Regions from separate parts of the Homo sapiens genome. Here region 2 is linked to region 1. A link is an interaction called in ENCODE POLR2A ChIA-PET data of the cell type or tissue named here. Cell type or tissue: OCI-LY7. All regions are shown on one strand. Each heading gives the region's core, and the rest is flanking DNA. Links, peaks and the distances in the headings are about the cores only.

Region 1 (5,365 bases), core at 318-5,317:
GGGCAGGAAGGGCCAGCTCTCTCAGGGGCAGGAAGGGAAAGAGGTGTTCTTTTTTTTTTTTTTTGAGACGGAGTCTTGCTCCGTCGCCAGGCTGGAGGGCAGTGGCGTGATCTCGGCTCACTGCAACCTCCACCTCCCAGGTTCAAGGGATTCTCCCACCTCAGCCACCTGAATGGCTGGGACCACAGGCACGTGCCACCACGCCCAGCTAATTTTTATATTCTTAGTAGAGACGGGGTTTCACCATATTGGCCAGGATGGTCTCGATCTCTTGACCTCATGATCTGCCTGCCGTGGCCTCCCAAAGTGCTTGGATTACAGGCCTGAGTCCCCACGCCCAGCTGGAAAGAGGTGTTCTTAAGCTGAAGCGTGAGGGGACCTCTGGGCTGCAGAGAGGGAGGGACAGCCAGGGTACTAGGAGAAGAGCCAGCCCTGCGGGTCGGAGGGAAGCATGACAGAGAGGACAGGGTGGTCCTTGCCTGGAGCTGGAGGAGGGTGTACTGCCAGGAAGTGACCCCCGGGGCACTGAAGATGAAGCGCAGGGCATTGGTGATGAGGAAGCCGGCCTGTTGGGAACAGCAGAGGCACAGCCTTGACCCCGCCCCTCTAGAGGGACCCAGGCACTGCCGTTCCCCTTCCTTTGCTACTCCACAGGCTGGCTCACTCTGGGACCCTCTGCATTCACTCCCGCTCATGTGAGTGGCCCTGAGACCCCCCCGTGTCCAGCCCTCTCCTCTGCCCCATGCAGCCCCGCACAGCCCCGCCACACGCACCAGGACCACGGGCACAGCATAGTGTAGCATCACCGACTGCACTGTGAACCGCTCATTGTCCAGGGCAGTGACTGGTCGGGACAGGGCCATGTCCAGGCACCATCTGCAGAAAGAAGTGACTGTCAGTCTCACTTGGCAGAGAGGCTAGAAACCTACACCTTGGGAGGATTCTGGGCCTCTCTGCCAGATACCGCTTCTTCAAGCACCGTGAGTCCTGCAGTTCCACGCTCTGCCCTGGCCCTAGCCCGTGTTCACCTCCAGAGCTGTCCCCTCAGAGTAGAGACTGGGAGAGGGCACCACTCAGTCTAAGAATTCTCACAAGATGTTAAGGACAGGAGCCTAAGGAGATGCCTGCCCTCAAGAGAACCTCGAGATGAACGGGGCCCCTTCCTTGTCAGTCCCATTCCCCTCTTCACAGAAGACACCAGGGACAGGAGGAGGCGGGGCAGCACCCCTACCTGATGTTGTCAATCACAGGGGTCTCAAGGACACGGAAAAGCCGGTGCTGCTGGGGGCTCTGTGGCCCTCTCTCCACTTCTCCCCGGGGTGAGGGTGGAGGGGAGAAGGGGGGGAAGAGGTCTCCCGGCTCCAGGACGATGTGCTCGTCATCCTGCCGGCAGCAAGTGGGAGAGTGGGAACGAGAGGGTCCTATCAGAGGCCACTCTTCCTGGACAATTCATCTAAGTACAGACATTCGCTGGGGTTAGGAGCCATCAGTTAGCCCAGAGTCCACTGGGACAGGGCCTGTGGGACTAGACTTTTAGCGAGAATAAAGAACAGCACAGGGGGCCAGGCGTGGTGGCTCACACCTGTAATTCCAGCACTTTGGGAGGCCAAGGCAGGTGGATCACCTGAGGTCAGGAGTTCGAAACCAGCCTGGCCAACATGCCGAAACCCCATCTCTACCAAAAAATAAAAAATAAGCCAGTTGAGGTGTGGTGGCATGTGCCTGTAATCCCAGCTACTGGGGAGGCTGAGGTGGGAGAATCGCTTGAACCCAGGAGGCAGAGGCTTCAGTGAGTTGAGATCGTGCCACTGCACTCCAGCCTGGGCGACAGGGTGAGACCCTGTTTCAAAAAAAAGAACAGCAGGGTGGAGGAAGATGTTCCAGAGCCTCTGCCAAAAAGCCAGTAAGCTGGCCGGGAAGCTTCCGGATGAAGTCTGGGGACCCTCCCATCGTTGCCTGTGGATGTTCCCACCGCATTTCCAAGGGAGAAGGAAAGCCTCAAGCTACCTTGATCCCCCTCAGAGAAGCAAACGATTCCTGGCCAGGCCTCAAAGCTATGATGTCTCCTTCAACCAGCAGGCTGACTGGCAGGTTGACCAGGTGTCCGTCTCTGTAGGCCCAGTGCAAGGACCAGGATGGCGCAAAAGGCATGTGGAGGTCTGGATACATGGCACTGGGCCACTGGATCTCCCTGCCATCCCTGAGGGCATCTGAGGGGAATGGAAAGAGGGAAACAACCCTCTCAGCCACGGCCCTGCCCCCCAGTCAGATACAGCAGCACTTCCGGAAGCACTGTCTGCCCACTTCCTCTCCCAGGAGGTCTGCGTCAAACCCCTCCACTCGTTCCAACACTTCCCTGCTTTCAAGGATGCCTCCCTTATAAAGCCCTACCCGGCCACTCCAGCCCCAGAGCCTCTACCTCCTCTCAACACCTGGAGCTCTCGTTCTTTGTACCCCCATCCCATTCAGATACACTTCACAAACATTGCAGAGGGCCTGTGAGGGGTGCAAGGTGGAGACAACAACATAGCTCCTCAAGGAGCCACAACCCAGTGGGGCAGATGAGACATGTGGACAGATAACGCCAAACAAGGCAAACACGGCTAAGCATTAACAAAGATCCCTGTGCTGCAGGAGTCCAGAAGAGGGAGCAAACCGATTTGCTGGGGCGATCAGAGGTGGCTTCCTGAAAGAGGAAGCACTGGGGATGGGCCTGGAAGAATGGTTTTGTCAGCTGGAGATGAGTGAGGGAGAAGCTCACCAGCAGAGAACAGTGGAGAGAGGCACAGAGGCAGAGGCTGATACACAGTGGGCCTAGGACTGGTGAGTAGTTTCAGCATCAGAATGAGGAGGAAGAGAAGAGGCTGGAGAGGAAGGTGAGCCTGTGTTGGAGGCTCTGGGAGGCCACTCGTGCCTCTGGGATGGCTTCCATAAGCAAAAGGGAGCCACTGATGCTCCTGGGCAGGAGACTAAGCTCCGGAAAGCAGGGCCCATCTTTTGCCATCACCATTGCACTCCCAGTGCCTGGCACATGGTGGCAATTAACCATCTCAGAACGAAAGGACAAACTCACTTAGCATCTAAACGTCCACTGCCCAGGTCTGTTGGAGAAAGGTCTCATGAGTGGGTGCTGCTTCTCCCACAGCACCACATGCCCCTGGACAGCAGGAGCCACCGTCCCTCAAAAGAGCCTCAACAACCCTCAATCCGCAGCCAAGCTTCATAAACACCGCCTGAATGAAAGGCCAAGCAGAAATCCAAGCCACTCCCCTCCCTTTTGGAGCTGGGCTGCTCCATCTCAGGCTCCCGGCCCCTACCCCACCCCAATTCCTGCAGGTATGTCTGCCCACCTTCCCATGTCTCCCAGCACAGTACACCAGACAAGATGGACTTGAACGAGAAAACTTCAATCATCCTCCTGCCATGTGAGAGGACTTCCCTGTTGGTTTCCCAACGTGAGCCAGCCTGCAAGCCCACCTGCCACTGTTGGCCTTCCTGCCTGCCCAGCCCTCTGCCTGGGCACCCACCACCATCCCACAGCTCTCACTGCCCTGCTCAAAAGAGAGTGGGCATCCTTCTAACTCCCCAGATGACAAGAGCCCCTGCAATGCTGGCCACAGGCAACCCGTCTGTGCTGGGGTGCAGGAGGGGAGCCCTCAGGGCTCTGATATGTCCGGTCATCTTTTCCCACCAATATGCCTGCCCTTGACCTCACCTTGGATTTGGTCAATGATCCCTCGCAGCCTCCGCTCTACCTCCCGACGCTTCAGCCGGTCTTGCCGCCCGATGAGCACAAGGTTGAGAAGCAGTAACAGGAACAAGGCCGAGGCATTCACCAGCCCCACCCCACGGCTGGTGGGAGGAAAGAGAGGCCGCACCCACAGGGAGTGAGGGCTCGCCCACCCAGCAGCCCCCAGGCCACAGCTCCCCTTCCCACCCCAGTCCCTTGTGGAAAGACTGTCCCGTTCTGGTGCCCTGACACCAGCTAGGCCTCTGACCCCATTCAAGGGACTGAGGAGGTTCCCTTACATCCCAGGAGCAGCTTGGGGGTGACAGCCCCCAAGAGCCCTGGTCTGTCCCAGGTGCCGCGGCAGGATGGACAGCACAGCTGGAGAGGTTGGGGAGCAGCCCCTGGGCGCACACCTCCCGGCTGGCTGTCCCCCGCAGCAGCCCAGCAGCAGCAGCACGGCCAGTAGCATGAGTGAGGCCCCCGGCCAGTGGAAGCAGGAGCAGCGGTTACTGTGGTGGAGGAAGCTGCTTCTCCACACCTCCTGGGAAGTTCGGACAGGGAGGGGACAATGAGAGGCCTGTCCCACTCCAATCTGGCTGCCTCCCCCGGCACCCTTCCCAGCCCCCATGGCCGCCTTGGTCCCCTCTCTTTGACCTCGGCTGGGCTCCAGCCTGTTGGGCTCCTGCAGCAAGCAGGCTCAGGAGCCACTCTGAGGGGAACCTTGGCTTCTTTCTGATATTTCATGAGGCCTCAGTTGGGTCACACTGTCCAGGGTGACAGGGTACATCAGAGTCCTGAGAAGGGGCCTCCCACACTTCCCTGCCATCCCAGCCAGGCCCTGGTAGCCCCGAGAAGAAGCTTCACCTTCCACGTCAGACACTTCTTCCGCTCCCTGAGATGTCCTTCCAGCACTGCCTCCAGCTGCTCCTTCAGGACGCTGAGGGCCTTCCGCGTGGACAGGCCCAGGGCTGAGGGAGGCTCGCCCTGCAGGCAAGCAGGAGGCGCTGGGCGTCACTGCCAGGCCAAGGCTATGCAAGGCACGCGGGCCCCAACCCTCCCCTTCCCTGGCCCTTCATCCTTCCCCTCCTCTGGGATCCTCACATCTCTTCCCCTACCAGCTCTGGCCTCTCAAGGTGTGACCATGTCCATCTCCACCAAATTACAAACTGTTCAAGTGCACAGCCTCCTACCCTACTCTTTACAGCCAAATTAAAAAACAAAACAACTTTTTCTTTTATTCCATGTTCCCCAACTCACTTTCCCCACTGCCCCTGGCGAGCTCCCTGCCCACCCAGGCTGTGCTCACCACTGATCTCCCAATTTATTGCAAGGGGGCCAGTCTTTGATTGCATGGACAATTTTTTTTTTTTTTTTTAGATAGAGTCTTGCTTAGTCTCCTAGGCTGGAGTGCAGTGGCACGATCTCGGCTCACTGCAACCTCTGCCTCCCGGGTTCTGGTGATTCTCCCGCCTCAGCCTCCCGAGTAGCTGGGATTACAGGCACACACCACCATGTCGGGCTAATTTTTTGTACTTTTAGTGGAGACGAGGTTTCATCATGTTGGCCAGGCTGGTCTTGAACTCCTGACCTCAAGTGATCTGCCCGCCTTGGCCTCCCAAAGTGCTGGGATGACTG
Region 2 (5,338 bases), core at 339-5,338, 210 kb after region 1:
AAGCCCAAATAAGGAAGGTGTTGTCACAGGGGTAGCATTCTTTATTTTTTATTTATTTATTTATTTATTTTTGTTTTGTTCTGTTTTGTTTTGTTTGAGACAGAATCTCGCTCTGTCATGCAGGCTGGAGTGCAGTGGTGCGATCTTGGCTTACTGCAAGCTCCACCTCCCGAGTTCAAGCGATTCTCCTGCCTCAGCCTCCCGAGTAGCTGGGATTACAGGCACCCGCCACCACGCCTGGCTAATTTTTTTTGTATTTTTAGTAGAGACGGGGTTTCACCATGTTAGCCAGGATGGTCTCGATCTCCTGACCTCACGATCCGCCCGCCTCGGCCTCCCAAAGTGCTAGGATTACAGGCATGAGCCACTGCGCCCGGCCTATTTTTTATTTATTTATTTATTTATTTTGAGACAGAGTCTCGCTCTGTTGCCAGGCTGGAGTGCAGTGGTGCGATCTATTTTTTTCTTTTATTTGATAAGCATGTTTTTTTTAAATATATGATTTTTATTTTTATTTTTATTTTTAGTTATTTATTTATTTTTTTTGAGACAGAGTCTCACTCTGTCGCCCGGGCTGGAGTGCAGTGGCACAGTCTCGGCTACTGCAAGCTCCGCCTCCTGGGTTCACGCCATTCTCCCTCCTCAGCCTCCCGAGTAGCTGGGACTACAGGTGCCCGCCACCACGCCCAGCTAATTTTTTGTATTTTTAGTAGAGACAGGGTTTCACCAGTCACAGGATGGTCTCGATCTCCTGACCTCGTGATCCGCCTGCCTCGGCCTCCCAAAGTACTGGGATTACAGGCGTGAGCCACCGTGCCCGACCTATTTTTATTTTTATTTTTTTCAAGAGACGGAGTCTCGCTCTTATTGCCCAGGCTGGAATGCAATGGCCAGATCTCGGCTCACTGCAACCTCTGCCTCCTGATTTCAAGCAGTTCTCCTGCCTCCGCCTCCCAGTAGCTGGGATTACAGGCGCCTGCCATCATGCCCAGCTATTTTTTGTACTTTTAGTAGAGACAGAGTTTCGCCATGTTAGCAGGCTGGTCTTGAACTCCTGATCTCAGGTGATCCACCCGCCTCGGCCTCCCAAAGTGCTAGGATTACAGGCGTGAGCCACCGCACCTGGCCTATATATATATTTTTTGAGACAGTGTCTTGTTTTGTTGCCTAGGCTGCAGTGCAGTGGCATGATCACTGCTCACTGAAGCCTCGACCTCCTGGGATCAAGTGATCCTTCTGCCTCAGCCTCCCCGGTAGCTGAGACTACACCTGGCTGAGTTTTGTATTTTTTTAGAGACGGGGTTTCGTCATGTTGCCCAGTCTGGTCTTGAACTCTTGAGCTCAAGCCGTCTGCCCGCCTCGGCCTCCCAAAATGCTGGGATTACAGGCATGAGCCACCGCACTCGGCAGAGGTTGAGTTCTTGTCCTTGCAGAAAGCAAAGCTGGGAGAGGTTCGGGTTTTCAGTTTGTCTGGCAGTCAGTTTGTAAAACCCATGACTGTGGGCAGCACTGTGCGGGGTGCTCTATGTCCCTGCCTCAAAGGAGCTCACAGCCTCCCTGGAAGACAGAACCTACTGCTATGAAACAGAACAAATAATTACCCAGCAGTGGGCTGGATCAAGGACTGCCCACTTGAGAATTTATTGCTGGATTATTATGAGAGCGTCTTTGTTTTTTTGTTTGTTTGGTTGGTTGGTTTTTTGAGACAGTCTCACTTTGTTGCTCAGGCTAGAGTGCAGTGGCGCAATCTCAGCTCACTGTAACCTCTGCCTCCTGGGTTCAAGCGATTCTCCTGTCTCAGCCTCCTGAGTAGCTGGGATTACAGGCACGTGATGCCATGTCCGGCTAATTTTTATATTTTTCGTAGAGACAGGGTTTCACCATGTCGGCCAGGCTGGTCTCAAACTCTTGACTTCAGGTGATCCCCTGGCCTCTGTCTCCCAAAGTGCTGGGATTCCAGGCATGAGCCACCACGCCCGGCCAATTGCGAGTGTCTTTGGTTTCCACAAAGAATGGGCTGGTGGAAATGGGATAGACTCGAGGAAGAATTTACTGAGTGAAAACAAGGGATTAAATCCTGAAATAGACCTCCCCACCATGATCTCTGTTTCCTGGACATATTTAAGAATAGCATCATATGTATGTGTGTCTGTGTGTTCTCAACCAAGAAAGAATAATTTTATTGTTATTATTTATATATATTTTTTGAGACAGGGTCTTGATCTGTCACCCAGGCTGGAGTACAATGGCTGCAATAGCTTGCTGCAGCTTCGAACTCCTGGGCTCAAGCAATCTTCCTGCCTCAACCTCTCAAGTAGCTAAGACCACAGGTGTGTGCCATCACACCTGACTAATTTTTTATTTTTTTATTTTTTGTAGGGGCAGGGTCTCATTATGTTGCTCAGGCTCAGGCTGGTCTTGAACTCCTGGTTTTTTTTTTTTTTTTTGGTTGTTGTTTGTTTGTTTTTGAGACGGAGTATGGCTCTGTCGCCCAGTCTGGAGGCACAATCTCAGCTCACTGTGACCGCCTCCCAGATTCAAGTGATTCTCATGCCTCAGCCTCCCAAGCAGCTGGGACTACAGGTCCGCTACCATGCCCAGCTAATTTTTTTTTCAGATGAAGTCTCACTCTGTCGCTGAGGCTGCAAGCTCCACCCCCAGTTTTAAGTGATTCTCCCGCCTCAGCCTCCCAAGTAGTTGGGATTACAGGCGCCCACCACCGCGCCTGGCTAATTTTTGTATTTTTAGTAGAGACGGGGTTTTGCCATGTTGGCCAGGCTGGTCTTGAACTCCTGACCTTGTGATCCACCCATCTCTGCCTCCCAAAGTGCTAAGATTACAGGCGTGAGCCACCGCGCCTGGCCATGCCTGGCTAATTTTTATATTTTTAGTAGAGATGGGATTTTGACATGTTGGCCAGGCTGGTCTGGAACTGCTGGCCTCAAGTGATCCGCCCACCTGAGCCTCCCAAAGTGCTGGGATTACAGGCATGAGTCACCATGCCTGGGCTTTTTTTCTTTATTTTTAAGGCAGAGTCTCACTCTGTCATCCAGGCTGAAGTATAGGGGTATGATTACAGCTCACTGCAGCCTCCACCTCCTGGGGTCAAGCAATCCTCCCACCTCAGCCTCCCAAGTAGCTGGGACCATAGGCACTTGGTACCACACCTGGCTAATTTTTGTATTTTTTGTAGAGATGGAGTTTCATTCACCATGTTGCCCAGGCTGTTCTCGAACTCCTAGGCTCAAGTGATCCTCCTGCCTTGGCTTCCCAAAGTGCTGTGATTACAAGGCTGAGCCACCAGACCTGGCTTATAAACAATAATTTTTCCACTGTCTCAACTCTGCTTTAGGATACTGTTAGTGGGAAAGGAAGGATAATTTGTTTAAGAGTTTGATGTGGGCAACATGGCTCTCTACAAAATACAAAAAAATTAGCCAGGCATGGTGGTGTGCACCTGTAGTCCCAGCTACTTGGAAGATTGAGTTGAGAGGATTGCTTGAGCCTGGAGAGTGAGCCATGATTGCACCATTGCACTCCAGCCCAAACAACAAAGTGAGATATCCTGTCTCAAAAAAAACAAAGAATTGGGCTGGGCGCGATGGCTCTCGCCTGTAATCCCAGCACTTTGGGAGGCCAAGGCGGGCGGATCACAAGGTCAGGAGATCGAGATCATCCTGGCCAACATGATGAAACCCCGTCTCTACTAAAAATACAAAAATTAGTTGGGCGTGGTGTCAGGTGCCTATAATCACAGCTACTCGGGGGTCTGAGGCAGGACAATCGCTTGAACCTGGGAGGTGGGGGCTGCAGTGAGCCAAGATTGTGCCTAGGCAACTCCAGCCTAGGCAACATAGCAAGACTTCGTCTCAAAAAAAAAAAAAAAAAAAGATAATAGCATATTACCTCTAGCTTCAACTATTGACATGTTGGATTTTAGATTCTAGAATGATCAGAGAATATCTGGTCATGAAAGTGAGGGGAAGAGATGTGGTTAAAACCTACAAGACTCTCCACCTGCCTTAAGACTAGTCACAACCATATTATAAACATGATCTTGAACGATAAAAAATTTTACAACATATAAGATGTATCAAGGTTACAAAGACAGTTCTTCATGAATTATAATTTTAAAAAATACCCAGCCGCTCCCTGATTCCGATCCCCAGAGGCGACTACTTTTACTACTTATAGTTGTTTCTTTGATTATTTCCTTCCATAATTCTAAGTAACATGCTTGGCCGGGTGCAGTGGCTCATGCCTGTAATCCCAGCACTTTGGGAGGCCAAGGAGGAAGGATCACTTGAGGTCAGGAGTTCGAGACCAGTTTGGGCAACATAGCAAGACCTCCTCTCTACTTTATTTTTATTATTTATTTATTTATTTATTTATTTATTTATTTATTTATGTTTTTGAGACAGAGTCTCCGCCTGTCACCCAGGTTGGAGTGCCGTGGTACAATCTCAGCTCACTGCAACCTCCGCCTCCCAGGTTCAAGCAATTCTTGTGCCTCAGCCTCCCAAGAAGCTGGGATTACAGGCATGAGCCACCACCCCCAGCTAATTTTTGTATTTTTAGTAGAGATGGGCTTTCGCCATGTTGGCCAGGCTGGTCTCAAACTCCTGGCCTCAAGTGATCTGCCTGCCTCAGCCTCCCCAAAGTGCTGGGATTACAGGCGTGAGCCACCGCGCCTGGCCTCACCTTCCTGTTTTAACAGCTGCACTATTCTCTCGTGAGCTGGTGTCCCATAATTCACGTAACCAGCACCCACAGATGGACATCGCGTCTTTAGCTCTTCCCCAGGACGCTGCAGTGACTCCTGGACACATACTTTTGTGCACACCTGTGGATATAACAGTGGTATACATGTGTAGAAGGGGGAGTTTCTGGAAAATGCCATCCTTCGAATCTCTGTCCAGCGTTTCCCTTGACTGTCTTCCTGGCAGGAGGAGTTTCGCTCCTGGTAGCTGGTATTTTAGGCGAGGGGACAGAGCTATGATGGGCTGTTCCAGGGCTAAAACCACTTCACTGAGCTCATTCAAAGTGCGTGTGTGTGTCCAGGTCTATAATACGCTGCGCCACGCCGTGGGGACCATGTATAGGAGCGAAGGCCCCCAGGTTTTCTACAAAGGCTTGGCTCCCACCTTGATCGCCATCTTCCCCTACGCCGGGCTGCAGTTCTCTTGCTACAGCTCCTTGAAGCACCTGTACAAGTGGGCCATACCAGCCGAAGGAAAGAAAAATGGTGAGGCAGCCCTCACACGAGAGGGAGCCCTCCCACCCCAGCCACCAGAACACCCCCTTCCAAATCACAAAGGAGCTAAAGTTCTCCTGTCCG

Evidence for each region. Peaks named below come from ENCODE experiments on the same cell type or tissue, not always from the same donor. Only the 100,000 strongest peaks of a DNase experiment are listed, where the experiment ranks them.
Region 2: POLR2A ChIA-PET joins it to region 1 with 11 read pairs; 5 of 35 experiments call an interaction of 5 or more read pairs at or near these places.

What each region holds. Positions count from the first base shown.
Region 1 is chr17:75,484,777-75,490,141 of GRCh38, reverse strand. It overlaps TMEM94 (transmembrane protein 94), which reads right to left. Exons shown (of 32, transcript NM_014738.6): 3 at 4,595-4,714; 4 at 4,144-4,271; 5 at 3,716-3,852; 6 at 2,008-2,210; 7 at 1,232-1,383; 8 at 774-876; 9 at 480-566. Among named protein-coding and RNA genes, the nearest start is that of MIR6785, 11 kb to the left of the region's middle. RefSeq lists an enhancer at 2,026-2,075. In OCI-LY7, for the core only: a CTCF peak has its summit at 2,658 (motif pointing right); DNase peaks (open chromatin) are centred at 2,291 and 2,611; H3K4me3 peaks cover 867 bases; H3K27ac peaks cover 1,385 bases.
Region 2 is chr17:75,278,059-75,283,396 of GRCh38, reverse strand. It overlaps SLC25A19 (solute carrier family 25 member 19), which reads left to right. Exons shown (of 8, transcript NM_001126121.2): 6 at 5,062-5,245. Among named protein-coding and RNA genes, the nearest start is that of SLC25A19, 8.7 kb to the left of the region's middle. In OCI-LY7, for the core only: no CTCF peak of the experiment used is centred there; no DNase peak of the experiment used is centred there.